Linked DNA regions of Homo sapiens: all the other regions are linked to region 1. The links are chromatin contacts, found by Hi-C or POLR2A ChIA-PET in ENCODE. All regions are on one chromosome and are shown on one strand. The core of a region is the stretch at or near the end of the contact, and the rest is flanking DNA. Distances in the headings are between cores, read along the strand shown.

What was found. Hi-C counts contacts between places; a loop is a spot of excess contacts on that map. ChIA-PET counts read pairs that join two places held with the same protein, here RNA polymerase II (POLR2A). Pooled maps may share reads with other maps.
Region 2: a loop to region 1 is called in a pooled map of gastrocnemius medialis, with 12 times the contacts of the local background. The contact joins the promoter of CLTC here to the promoter of SUPT4H1 in region 1. A Hi-C loop is called at or near these places in 1 of 37 single-sample maps with no recorded cell type and 7 of 50 pooled maps.
Region 3: POLR2A ChIA-PET joins it to region 1 with 10 read pairs in Panc1. The contact joins the enhancer-like site here to the promoter of SUPT4H1 in region 1. POLR2A ChIA-PET finds 5 or more read pairs at or near these places in 3 of 52 experiments (A673, IMR-90 and Panc1).
Region 4: a map of CD8-positive, alpha-beta T cell shows a loop between it and region 1 (4-fold over the local background). The contact joins the promoter of MSI2 here to the promoter of SUPT4H1 in region 1. A Hi-C loop is called at or near these places in 1 of 168 maps with a recorded cell type or tissue (CD8-positive, alpha-beta T cell) and 7 of 50 pooled maps. POLR2A ChIA-PET finds 5 or more read pairs at or near these places in 1 of 52 experiments (T-cell).

What each region holds. Positions count from the first base shown.
Region 1 is chr17:58,350,908-58,353,500 of GRCh38, forward strand. SUPT4H1 (SPT4 homolog, DSIF elongation factor subunit) reads right to left here and starts at 1,294. Exons shown (of 5, transcript NM_003168.3): 1 at 1,160-1,294; 2 at 495-601. The coding sequence starts at 1,228. TSPOAP1-AS1 (TSPOAP1, SUPT4H1 and RNF43 antisense RNA 1) reads left to right here. Exons shown (of 5, transcript NR_038410.1): 4 at 837-1,007; 5 at 1,092-2,593. It also overlaps a transcript of RNF43 not described here. RefSeq lists silencers at 868-977, 1,258-1,687 and an enhancer at 2,075-2,593.
Region 2 is chr17:59,618,586-59,621,178 of GRCh38, forward strand. It overlaps CLTC (clathrin heavy chain), which reads left to right and starts at 1,310. Exons shown (of 32, transcript NM_004859.4): 1 at 1,310-1,588. The coding sequence starts at 1,547. RefSeq lists enhancers at 1-556, 394-443, 454-573, 1,024-1,373, 1,103-1,397.
Region 3 is chr17:57,106,366-57,108,958 of GRCh38, forward strand. AKAP1 (A-kinase anchoring protein 1) reads left to right here. Exons shown (of 11, transcript NM_003488.4): 2 at 1-813. Among named protein-coding and RNA genes, the nearest start is that of AKAP1, 22 kb to the left of the region's middle. RefSeq lists an enhancer at 2,504-2,593. Within about 2 kb of position 1,251, at least 18 of the 41 ENCODE cell types and tissues checked have a DNase peak (open chromatin) inside an H3K27ac peak, as active enhancers do; they include Panc1, where a contact is called at or near this core.
Region 4 is chr17:57,255,273-57,257,865 of GRCh38, forward strand. It overlaps MSI2 (musashi RNA binding protein 2), which reads left to right and starts at 1,251. Exons shown (of 14, transcript NM_138962.4): 1 at 1,251-1,532; 2 at 1,826-1,866; 3 at 2,194-2,275. The coding sequence starts at 1,471. It overlaps LOC101927510 (a long non-coding RNA gene), which reads right to left and starts at 1,724. Exons shown (of 3, transcript XR_007065860.1): 1 at 1,670-1,724. RefSeq lists a silencer at 806-1,435.

The DNA.
Region 1 (2,593 bases), core at 44-2,543:
ATTTTCAAAAAAAATTTTCATGCATTTAACAAACATTATTAAGATTACATTCTTTCTTCTCATGTTAAGTCTTTGAAATCTGGGGTATATTTTATACTTAAAAGCATGTCTTAATTTGGACTAGACACATTTCAAGTGCTCAGTAGCTACACGTGGATAGTGGTCACTGTATTAGATGCATAGCACTAGTATGTCCCAAAATAACTGTTGAGGCTGGACACAGTGGCTTACACCTATAATCCCAGCACTCTGGGAGGTTGAAGTCAGAGGATCATTCCACGCTGCAGTGAGCTATGATCATGCCACTGCACTCCAGCCTGAGCCACAGAGCAAAACCCTGATTCAAAAAAAAAAAAAAAAAAAAAAACCCACACAAAATAACCCCCAAAAACGAATGGCTGGGCCCAACTAGGATTAACACTTGCCCTGCATTTACTTCTCTGGGTGCAGGTTGGGTAATGCAGAAGTGAATGATGGAAACTGAAGCGGCTTACCCATCAAAGGAAGAGCTAGTGCAGTCATATACCATCTCTCGGTTACCCTTCATTTGTAGATATGCATCACAATTGTCACAACCATCATATTCAAACTGGTCTATAGTCTGGGAGTGAAAGAAAAATAAAGGAAAAGGAGAGATAAGCATGAACAAGACCAAGAGAAAAAGTAGCTTTCTCAATACTTCGACCTGCTCAATTTCTTGTTTCCCTATGTTGACTGTGTATCCTAAGGTTCCCCACCTACTACTCTCAAAGCTTCATTCCTAAGTCCCACCCTCCCACTCCTTCCTCTCTCGTTCCCAATTCCGTTTTATCTATTCCTTTCTCTAGTCTACTCAGGGTCAGGCATCCTTTCCGACTACTCACTCAGCAGCGGATCCCCACCCGCCTCTGACTCCCAGTGTCTTTCGGCTCCAACGTAAGTTCACCGAACGTCTAAGAGCTGAGGATTCAAAGGCATGTAAGACCGCCCCTGCCCTCAGCTGCAAGACCTGTCCGCGATCCTACGAGGTAAACGATGGCCTCCTTCGGCTTCTCACTCCCCCTGCCACCTCTGAGTTCTGAGACTTAACTTTTCTCTTTACTGTCCCACAGCCCCATTCCGCCCTCTTTCCCCGACCTTGGTCCCCCATGGGCCCTACAACCAGGTCCCCGACTGACACCTTGACCAGCGAACACAGCAAACAGGCCCGCAGATGCCGCAGGTCCTTCGGCACCGTCTCCAGGGCCATCTTCGCCGATGGGAAGAACAACAGGGAGATAGACGACCACAGCCTGTGCACCCGCAGGAAGTAAATAGCTCGTTACCCAGAATGCCCACCACTTCCGGCGCTTAGACTTCCTCTTCCGGTGTGGGCGGACGCCAGCTCCGCCCCTACCCCCGCCAGAGGAGATGGTTTCTCCCGCCAGCAGGCGGGGAGGCTGGGCGGCCGGCCGCCACCTGGGCCGGAGCGCGTCGCAGCCACCTGAGCCCGCCGAGGGCGCGGCGGAGGCTGTGTGGGGTAGTCAGCGGGCCCCCGGGGCGGGGGGGCGGCTGCGCTTGCGCGGGAGTGTGTCGGGCTGAGCCGCAGCGCCGAGACGCGGGCTGTTTGATCTGGGCTGGTGGCCCTGGGCGTCGGTCCTGTTCCCCGATGGTAACCCGAAGTTTGTTTTTTTTTGTTTTGTCTCCCCGTTTTAGAAGCATTGGGGGCAGTGAATCCACTGTCTCCCTCTGGATTGTCTCTGCAGAGACCGAGAAGAAATCCAGGGACAGCCCCACCCCTCCTTCCTAACTGCGAGAGCGCTATAGGGTTTCCACTTGCTTCCCACAGGAATGCTGGCCTGGGAGCTACGGCGGAAAAAAATGCGTATTTATCTTTTAAAACTCCGTCTGTTTGCTCGTTCCGGCTGATAATTTATACTTTGCGCAGTTCTTAGCGCTTAGACACGGTTCCTTTACTAAAGACCATTTGTAGGAGATTAGGTGTCCTTTTTTTCCCTTTCATTTCACCGTCTAGGAAGCGAAATGCCTTGTTCTATAGGCACTAAACCACCACCCCTACCAAACCTTTCTCGGGGAAGCAGAAGGGGAACTTGTGCCTTGTGAGGAAGCGACAAAGGCCCCTTCTGGCCCTGGAGACTTCACGCCAATGGAGCACCAGCTCTCTGTCCTCGCAATAGCCCGAGTGCAGGCAGAACGCAGTCATTTGTGTTTATCTGAGAGGAGCTTTGGGATATAAATAGTTTCAGGCCCCGCTGCGCTGTCATTCCAGCCCAGCCTCCTGATTGAGCTGCTTCCGGGCGGGCTTTCTTCTTGTTGGCGGTCCCATGCTGTGTTCAGATGGGCTCTGTGACAGGTTTGGATGTTTTCTATCACTGAATAAAACTTTCCACTTTGGAACATATTTTCTACACTCTATTATCTCATGTAAGTCCTGCAACAACTATTAAGTAGGCCCATTTTATGGACTGAAAAAGCGAGGCACAGAGTATTTGCCCAAGGTCTGAGTCACTGAAGTATGATAATGTGTGAAGTGAACAGTATAATAATAATGACTGAAGCACAGTAAGAATCCAGTCATGCTTTCTCCTTCCCTGATCTCACTAAGCCACACTTT
Region 2 (2,593 bases), core at 60-2,559, 1.3 Mb after region 1:
TTATGAAATATTATTATGGCTTATACTTTAGCAAGAAAGTACCAGAAAGGTTATTATTAATCGACAATGAATGCCGTTGATACCTTCATGCTCTTTGAAGACAGGATGCTCCGGCTTTGAAGCGCTACATTTCTACATTGCTAACCTACAGGAACCTATGTTGAGGTGGTCCCACCGAAATACACGGCTAATAGTTCATCTCTTTCCTCCAGGAACCTTCAGGTTTTTTTTTGTTTGTTTTTTTTTTGAGACGGAGTCTCGCTCTGTCGCCCAGGTTGGAGTGCAGTGGCGCGATGGAACCTTCGGGTTTTACTAAGCATCCTTACCCTAATTATCTAAATCTTTGAGACGTAAATTATTTGATGTGGCTAAAAATCCTCCTGCTAGAATTTAGGTCCAATCCTTTAATGTTCGGATACTCAAATTCTTTAACGAAACTGATCACTGAGCTAGGCCGACACAAGTCCGCCAAAATGTCCGCAGAAACGTTAAGAAAAGCTGTCATAAGGCCAGCTTGAAAGACATCATAAAAGGCCTTCGCTGTCCTTTGAGTTAATTATCTAACACCCGAAGAGAGTGCCAGTTCTAGTTAGAATCCGCGCGTCAGGTTCTCCAACAGTCAGAAGGGCTTGTGTGAGGGCAGGGAAGATTTTAAACCCCGTTTCAGGCCCCCTCCCTAGGCTGTAGGAAACCACCCACTCTGAAGCCCGGCGGGGGAGGAGTGCTGCAGCCAGCTGCCGAGGGAGCGCTCTGCGGCGAGGCCGTTTCCCTGAGTCACGGAGAGGGCGGGAGGCTGCGCCCGTCTGCCCCCGCCACGTCCTCCTGTGAGGGGCTCAGTCGAAACAGGCAGCGGTCGCAGGGAAACGAAGCGGCACCCGTCATGCCTCAAGGTGGCCCAAAAGCCTCTTCACTCCCAGGAGACGCCGCATTTCCTTAAAACGAGCTCTCCATTTCTGGCAGCAATCAGCCGACCCTTCCCCATCAGTATCACGTGCACCTGGAAGTACGTGGGTGGGACCTAAAGCGCCCACGGAAGTGACGTCGGTCGCCCCGAGTCGCATGATGTGGCAAAATGAAAAAAAAAAAGTGGGGGGAGAAAGAGAAGACTGGCGAAAGTGATGAGTCTAAAAAAGTAGTCCCTCCGGTTCCTCTGTTTCCCCCCATGTGGCGTCAGGAAGCGAGGCACCGGGCGCACTGCGCCCCGAATTCCTGCGCCCGCCGCGCGCGGCGCTCCGTGGAGGGGTACATAAGGCGGAGGGGGTGAGGCGACTGGGCGGAGTTCTGTCGCCGGGATCCTTCCGCTGGGCTCAGCCGTTTCCGGAGTCTGCGCTGCGCCCGGTTCCGCCATTGCGGCTCTCCTGGCCCCTGGAGCCTCCGCCCCCGACCCGAGCTCTTTCGTCTGCCTGCCAGTTTCCTGCGTCCCCGGAGAGGATCCTGCTGAGCCCAGCCTCCCCCCTCCCCTTCTCCTCCTCTCCCTTGGAGAGCCCGGGCAGCCACTGCCCCGCAGCCCCAGTGACAGGAGGAGACCATAACCCCCGACAGCGCCATGGCCCAGATTCTGCCAATTCGTTTTCAGGAGCATCTCCAGGTGCGGCCGGGCCCGGGCTGGTGAGGGCTGTGGAGAAGGTGGTAGGAAGGATGGAAGACGCTGGAGTCTGGGCCCGAGCAGTATCGGAGCTGGAGGGGCGGGGGGGTTGTCGGTGATTGGGGTAGGTGGAGGAGGGGGCACTATCTTGGAAAGCTTAAAATATTAAATGATGTGGGGCTTGGATGGAAAGGACAGGAGTTGGGGTGCAAAGAGCTGCAAGGACCAGGCCTGGATCCAAAGGCCTCTCGATCTTGCTTCCTGGATGGCCAGAACTGCGCGTACAAACTCTCTCCCCATTTTATTCATTTCATTCATTTGGGTAGGGGAGTGGGAGGGGGATTCTCCCTTGTTTCTACCAGAGCAAGGATTCTTATCCCCTGGGCCAGTGCGGGGCTGTCACCTTCCATTGCTCTCCTCTTTCCCTCATCGTGTCTGCACCCAGGAGTTGTGGGGCGGGTGGGTTGGGGAGGAGCAACCTTTTTTTTCCCTCCCTCTGCGGCTCTCAACTGAGAAAGGCACCTTCTCCGGTGGTGGGGGTTGGGGGTGGTGGTGAGGCGGTGGCTTTTCTCTTGCCTTCCCTGAGGCAGTAGGGACAGAAGGTCACTGAAAGAACGGAACGAGGGTAGAATGGGAGAACGCATTTCTTAGAGCTATGTCAATCTCAGAGTGTGTGCGGTCAAACTCCCTAAGGAAACTCGCCTCCCCTTCCCCCTTTTTTTATTTCTCTGGGGATGTTGTGGCTCTTAACCCCTCTTTGGTTCTGGAAGGTAGGAAAGAGTGATACAGAGGTTATCTTTTAGTCTTCTCGAGTAGTAGCAGGTAGTTTTGAATATCTTCTTCAGGATCGCATGGAATTGAACAGAGCCCTGGGGACAGCACAGCTGCTCTGAGACCTGCAGGGCTATTTGGTCTGTGACTGGCTTCCCTTTAGTAAGTTCTAGAGTTCTTCCCCATGGTTCCTTATCCTGGAGGCAACATATTGTTATCTGGCAACATGCCAGTGGC
Region 3 (2,593 bases), core at 1-2,500, 1.2 Mb before region 1:
AGGGAGAACTGGGCAATGAGGAGAGCTTGGATAGAAATGAGGAGGGCTTGGATAGAAATGAGGAGGGCTTGGATAGAAATGAGGAGAGCTTGGATAGAAATGAGGAGGGCTTGGATAGAAATGAGGAGATTAAGCGGGCTGCCTTCCAGATAATCTCCCAAGTGATCTCAGAAGCAACCGAACAGGTGCTGGCCACCACGGTTGGCAAGGTTGCAGGTCGTGTGTGTCAGGCCAGTCAGCTCCAAGGGCAGAAGGAAGAGAGCTGTGTCCCAGTTCACCAGAAAACTGTCTTGGGCCCAGACACTGCGGAGCCTGCCACAGCAGAGGCAGCTGTTGCCCCGCCGGATGCTGGCCTCCCCTTGCCAGGCCTACCAGCAGAGGGCTCACCACCACCAAAGACCTACGTGAGCTGCCTGAAGAGCCTTCTGTCCAGCCCCACCAAGGACAGTAAGCCAAATATCTCTGCACACCACATCTCCCTGGCCTCCTGCCTGGCACTGACCACCCCCAGTGAAGAGTTGCCGGACCGGGCAGGCATCCTGGTGGAAGATGCCACCTGTGTCACCTGCATGTCAGACAGCAGCCAAAGTGTCCCTTTGGTGGCTTCTCCAGGACACTGCTCAGATTCTTTCAGCACTTCAGGGCTTGAAGACTCTTGCACAGAGACCAGCTCGAGCCCCAGGGACAAGGCCATCACCCCGCCACTGCCAGAAAGTACTGTGCCCTTCAGCAATGGGGTGCTGAAGGGGGAGTTGTCAGACTTGGGGGCTGAGGATGGATGGACCATGGATGCGGAAGCAGATCATTCAGGAGGTAGGAGGGTCTCGGGTTCGTTTAGAGGATGGGGCGCTCCCAGTATTTCTTGGAGAAAGGCTGCCAGTCTGCCTCTCCCTTCTGCTACTTGTGCAGCAAAGTCATAGTGCTCTTCAGCTCTTTATCGCAACCTGCAGAGGTCTGGACACGGCGTAGAGCTGGTGGGTAACTGAGGAGTTAGATTGCCCTGAAACCCCAAGTCATGGGAGCTGTAACTTGGTTCCTCAACCGGTGACCTTCCCCAGTGAGCCCTTCCCAAGGAACTAGCGCCAAGTTGGGCTCGCTGATTAACATTAGTGTGCCTCTTTTTCTTTGTTTAAAAAAATTATTATTATTTTGGTGCAGATGGAGTCTTCCTTTGTTGCCCAGGCTGGTCTCGCACTCCTGGGCTCAAGTGATCCTTCCGCCCTCGGCCTCCCAGAGTGCTGGGTTTATAGGTGTGAGTCACTATGCCCAGCCCATTTTTTTTTCTTTTTTAAACACTAACCTCTTTGTGTGTGCGTGTGTGTGTGTGTTTTAATGGAGAGGCCTCCTTAGCTTTACTTCCCTTGAGTGCCAGGTATGGGTGTGAGTGTTTTGAATGGTTTTTATTTCCTTTTAATCATGTGCTTGTTCCCATGTCTTCACCTGCTTTCCTTCTCCAGAAGCTCTTACAGGGTAAGTGCCCAAAGAACGGCCACAGCTTTGAATACTTGTGGGAGGCTTGAGCTTCCTGAGTTGTCGCTGTCACCTTTGCAGAAAGCCTCAGCCATTTTCTTTCTGTGCAGTTGCAGCTCCACCCCCGGGAAAGCGGGGCACTTTGATAACGAGGTGTCCTGGGTTTTTCGAGTGCTGACCCCAGCGTAGACAGTTCAGACCGCTAACTTACAGGTCAGCAGCTCCTGACCCTGCTTCTGCAGGCACCCTGGGGTGTTTTCATTTATCTCATGGAGAGAGGCCACGAATATCCCGAGTGGCTCTCTGACTTGTTTGTCCTGGAGCCATTCCCTCCCATTTCAGCTCCGGGTAGGTTGGGAATCTTTATTGGGAATTTTACCACTTTCAGCAGCATCTAGTTTGTACCACACGCTACATTTTGTCACCTCCAAGATGCTGTTAAGACACTACTGTTTTTATGTACCTTGGAAAGAAAAAAGTGCTGCCAGTCATGATTATAGAAGGCAAGATACTATATGATGCATCCTAATCTCGGGATGTTTAAATGTTTCTTAAAATACTGCATCTGAAAATGGGTGATTTTTATTTTATTTATTTTTTAAGAATAAAGGAGTTTCCCTTTGCTTACTGCCCCTCAGCTGAATTAACAAGCCCCGCAGCCTTGTCTGCCAACTCTAGATGGATAGTAGTAGCTACTCAGACCTGTTGAAGTCTTCTGAGTTTAGGCTTGAACCTAAGCCGTGGTGATGGGCAGGGAGGTTTAGGGATGGCACGTGGAAATGAGGTAATACTGTCCACGAGCATGCGGTGGGTGCCAAGCACGAGGTTAGTGCCTCGCATGTACCTTCATGTCAGCCCTGCTTTGTTTGTGAGGAAGTTGAAGCTGAGAAGGGGACCAGGGACCACCCCACTGAGGGAGCTGGAAGCTGGCCTTTGAGTGCAGCCTGCTAGAGTCCGGGTGTGGTTCTGAGCCACTGCTGGGAGCCATCGGGATGGCAGGTGTTAGCCAGTCCCATTCTGTGGGGCAGAGGCTGGATACTGTGAGTGAGCAGAGCTCCCCGCCCCCTCGCCCAGCCCCTGTCAGCCTGTTATGCTTCCCGCAGGCTAGCCAAGCAGTCTTCCC
Region 4 (2,593 bases), core at 1-2,500, 1.1 Mb before region 1:
GAAACTTTCATGCGATGCCTTTGGAAGGCTACAGACATTGTCTTTTTGGAGTTTTCAGTGCATGAAGGTATGAAACCGCATTTATTAAGCACCTACTGTATGCCAGAACCCGTGCTGCACAATACTACTGCTGCTAAGGTGGGAGTGATTCTGAAGCCTTCTGCCACCCTAGCTACCTCTGCAGGTCGTGAGGGGTCTTGGGCTATTTCAGTATCATGCACTTTACTATCCTGGCATACAAAGGCTGGGTGAGAAATAAAATATATAACGAACGGATTACACAGGGGTTTCCTGAAATAACCACCCTTCCCATCCATCCCAGAGACACCCCAAAAGTACTTCTCGTTATATACAAACATTTGCTTTGAACCTCAATCATGTGACCTTGACTCCTATAACCTATCTTATTACATTTTTAAAACACTGTATGATTAACGCGGAAACCCTTTCTTCGGCACTTTCTCGCCACTGGAATCGCGTCAGTTTCTCAAAGTTCCAAAATAACCTTTCCCGGGCACGGATTGGTACCTCTACTGGGGAAGGGCGGGGAACCGCGCAAGACGTGCCGGTGTGGAGCCAGAGCCAGAGAGAACTTCCAGCGCAAAAGGAAAATAAAACTTGTGGCTGGTGTTTGTGCAGGAGGGTCTCCGCCATCCTGAAGCCCCCCGATCCTGGGGCGTCTCGGGGGCCGCCAAAGGAGCGCCAGGGTGTGGGTTTGCTCCCGACGTCCTTGACCTAAATTTCTGAGCGGTGGCTGGAAACAGGGCACAGCGGAGGGCGGGCGGCTGGTGCCATTCCCGGATCTCGGCGGCAGGGGCCGGCAAACTTGAATGGAGAGGGCGAACTAGAGAGGGTGGGGGGCGTCTTCTCCCAGGTCCGGGTGAGGAGCCGCAGCAAGCTCCCCGCGCCTCCCCTCCCCCGATCCACCCGCCCCCCGCAGCCCATGTGATCCAGGGAAGTCGGGGTGCGCTCCCCCTCGCCCTGCGCCCTGCCGGCCCGGAGGCGGGGTCCCCTCCGCCCGCGGGGTTCGCGCGCCACCCTTGTGGGTCCGGCCGTGGGGGGCCGAGTGTGCGCGCGCGGGCAGGCGGGGGCCGCACGGGGGTGCGTGACGTCACCGGCATTGGTTACACGACGTTCTAGAACTCCGCCCCACGTGCGCCGGGGAGGAGGGGGAGGAGGAGGAGGAGATGGGGGTGGGGAGGAGGAGGGGGAGAGGTGGGGATGGGCCGGGGGGGCGGGGACGGGGGGGTGTGCGAGGCAGCGGGGCTGAGCTAAGCCGAGCCCACGTGTGACGGCTCTCGCCGCTGCCCCGGCTCCGCCGCTCGCAGAGAGATTCGGAGGAGCCCGGGCGGGGGGGAGGAGGAGGGGGAGGAGGGAGCGGAGATCTCGGGGCTCGGAGCCGGCCGCCGCTCCGCTCCGATCGCTGTGGGGCTTGGTTTTTTGGGGGTGGGGGGGCGGGGGGGCTCAGATATGGAGGCAAATGGGAGCCAAGGCACCTCGGGCAGCGCCAACGACTCCCAGCACGACCCCGGGTAAGTTTCCAGCCGCTGCCCACCGCGCCGCCTTGGGCTCGCTCTCCTTGCAGCGGCGGGGACGGCGGTGCGCGGAGCCGGGCATCTCCCGCGCCCCCCCGCCTCTCCCGCGCGCCCCCCCCGTGGAAGTTACACACCTTTGGATTGCATTTCGCCGTCACCTTCTCCCCCACCCCACCTCCCGGCTCTCGCTCGCTCGCTCCCCCCCGCTTTCCTTTTAGCTTTTGTAAGTTACACGTCAAAATGGCCGATCTGACATCGGTGCTCACTTCTGTTATGTTTTCTCCCTCTAGTAAAATGTTTATCGGTGGACTGAGCTGGCAGACCTCACCAGGTAAGGGAGGGAGGGGGGGACGCCTGGGTCCCCCCCTTCTTGGCTTCTTTATTGCTCTTTGTTATCCCGGTGTAGGAGCCCCCCCCCCCCCGCCATTGGCTCCCCACTTCTCCTGTGCAAGGTTATTTTTTTTAAATAGCAAATCCTTTCTGAGCCCTCTATGCGACCTCTGTTGCCGAATTTCCCCCGCGTGTGCAAAAAATGCAAAAACAAAACAGAATAACAACAGAAAACTACTTTTGGATTTTGTCCTTGATCAAAATTTGCATTGCTTTTTTTTTCCACACCTTCTCTCCCCCCCCCATCTCTCTCTTTCTCTCTCTACAGATAGCCTTAGAGACTATTTTAGCAAATTTGGAGAAATTAGAGAATGTATGGTCATGAGAGATCCCACTACGAAACGCTCCAGGTAAACCATTCCCTTCTGGATTTTGTCTTTATTTTAGAACAAAGTTTAAGTTTTATTTTTGGAGGTGTCTTCGGAAGTAGCTAAGCGGATTAGAATGGGGCTCAGGCGCGTGGCTGATCTCGAACGGCGCTCTATACCACCCCCACCGCCCCCTAGTAACCCCAGAGGTTATTGTTAATTGGAGCTGAACTCTGGATACAGAGATACCCATCTCTCTGCTTTTAAGTCATTTTCCCGTCGCTTCTTTTTCTCTGTTTAAAATGACATTCAGCTTCATTTACTTTCGCATAGTTTTTTTTTTTCTTTTGATCTTAATGT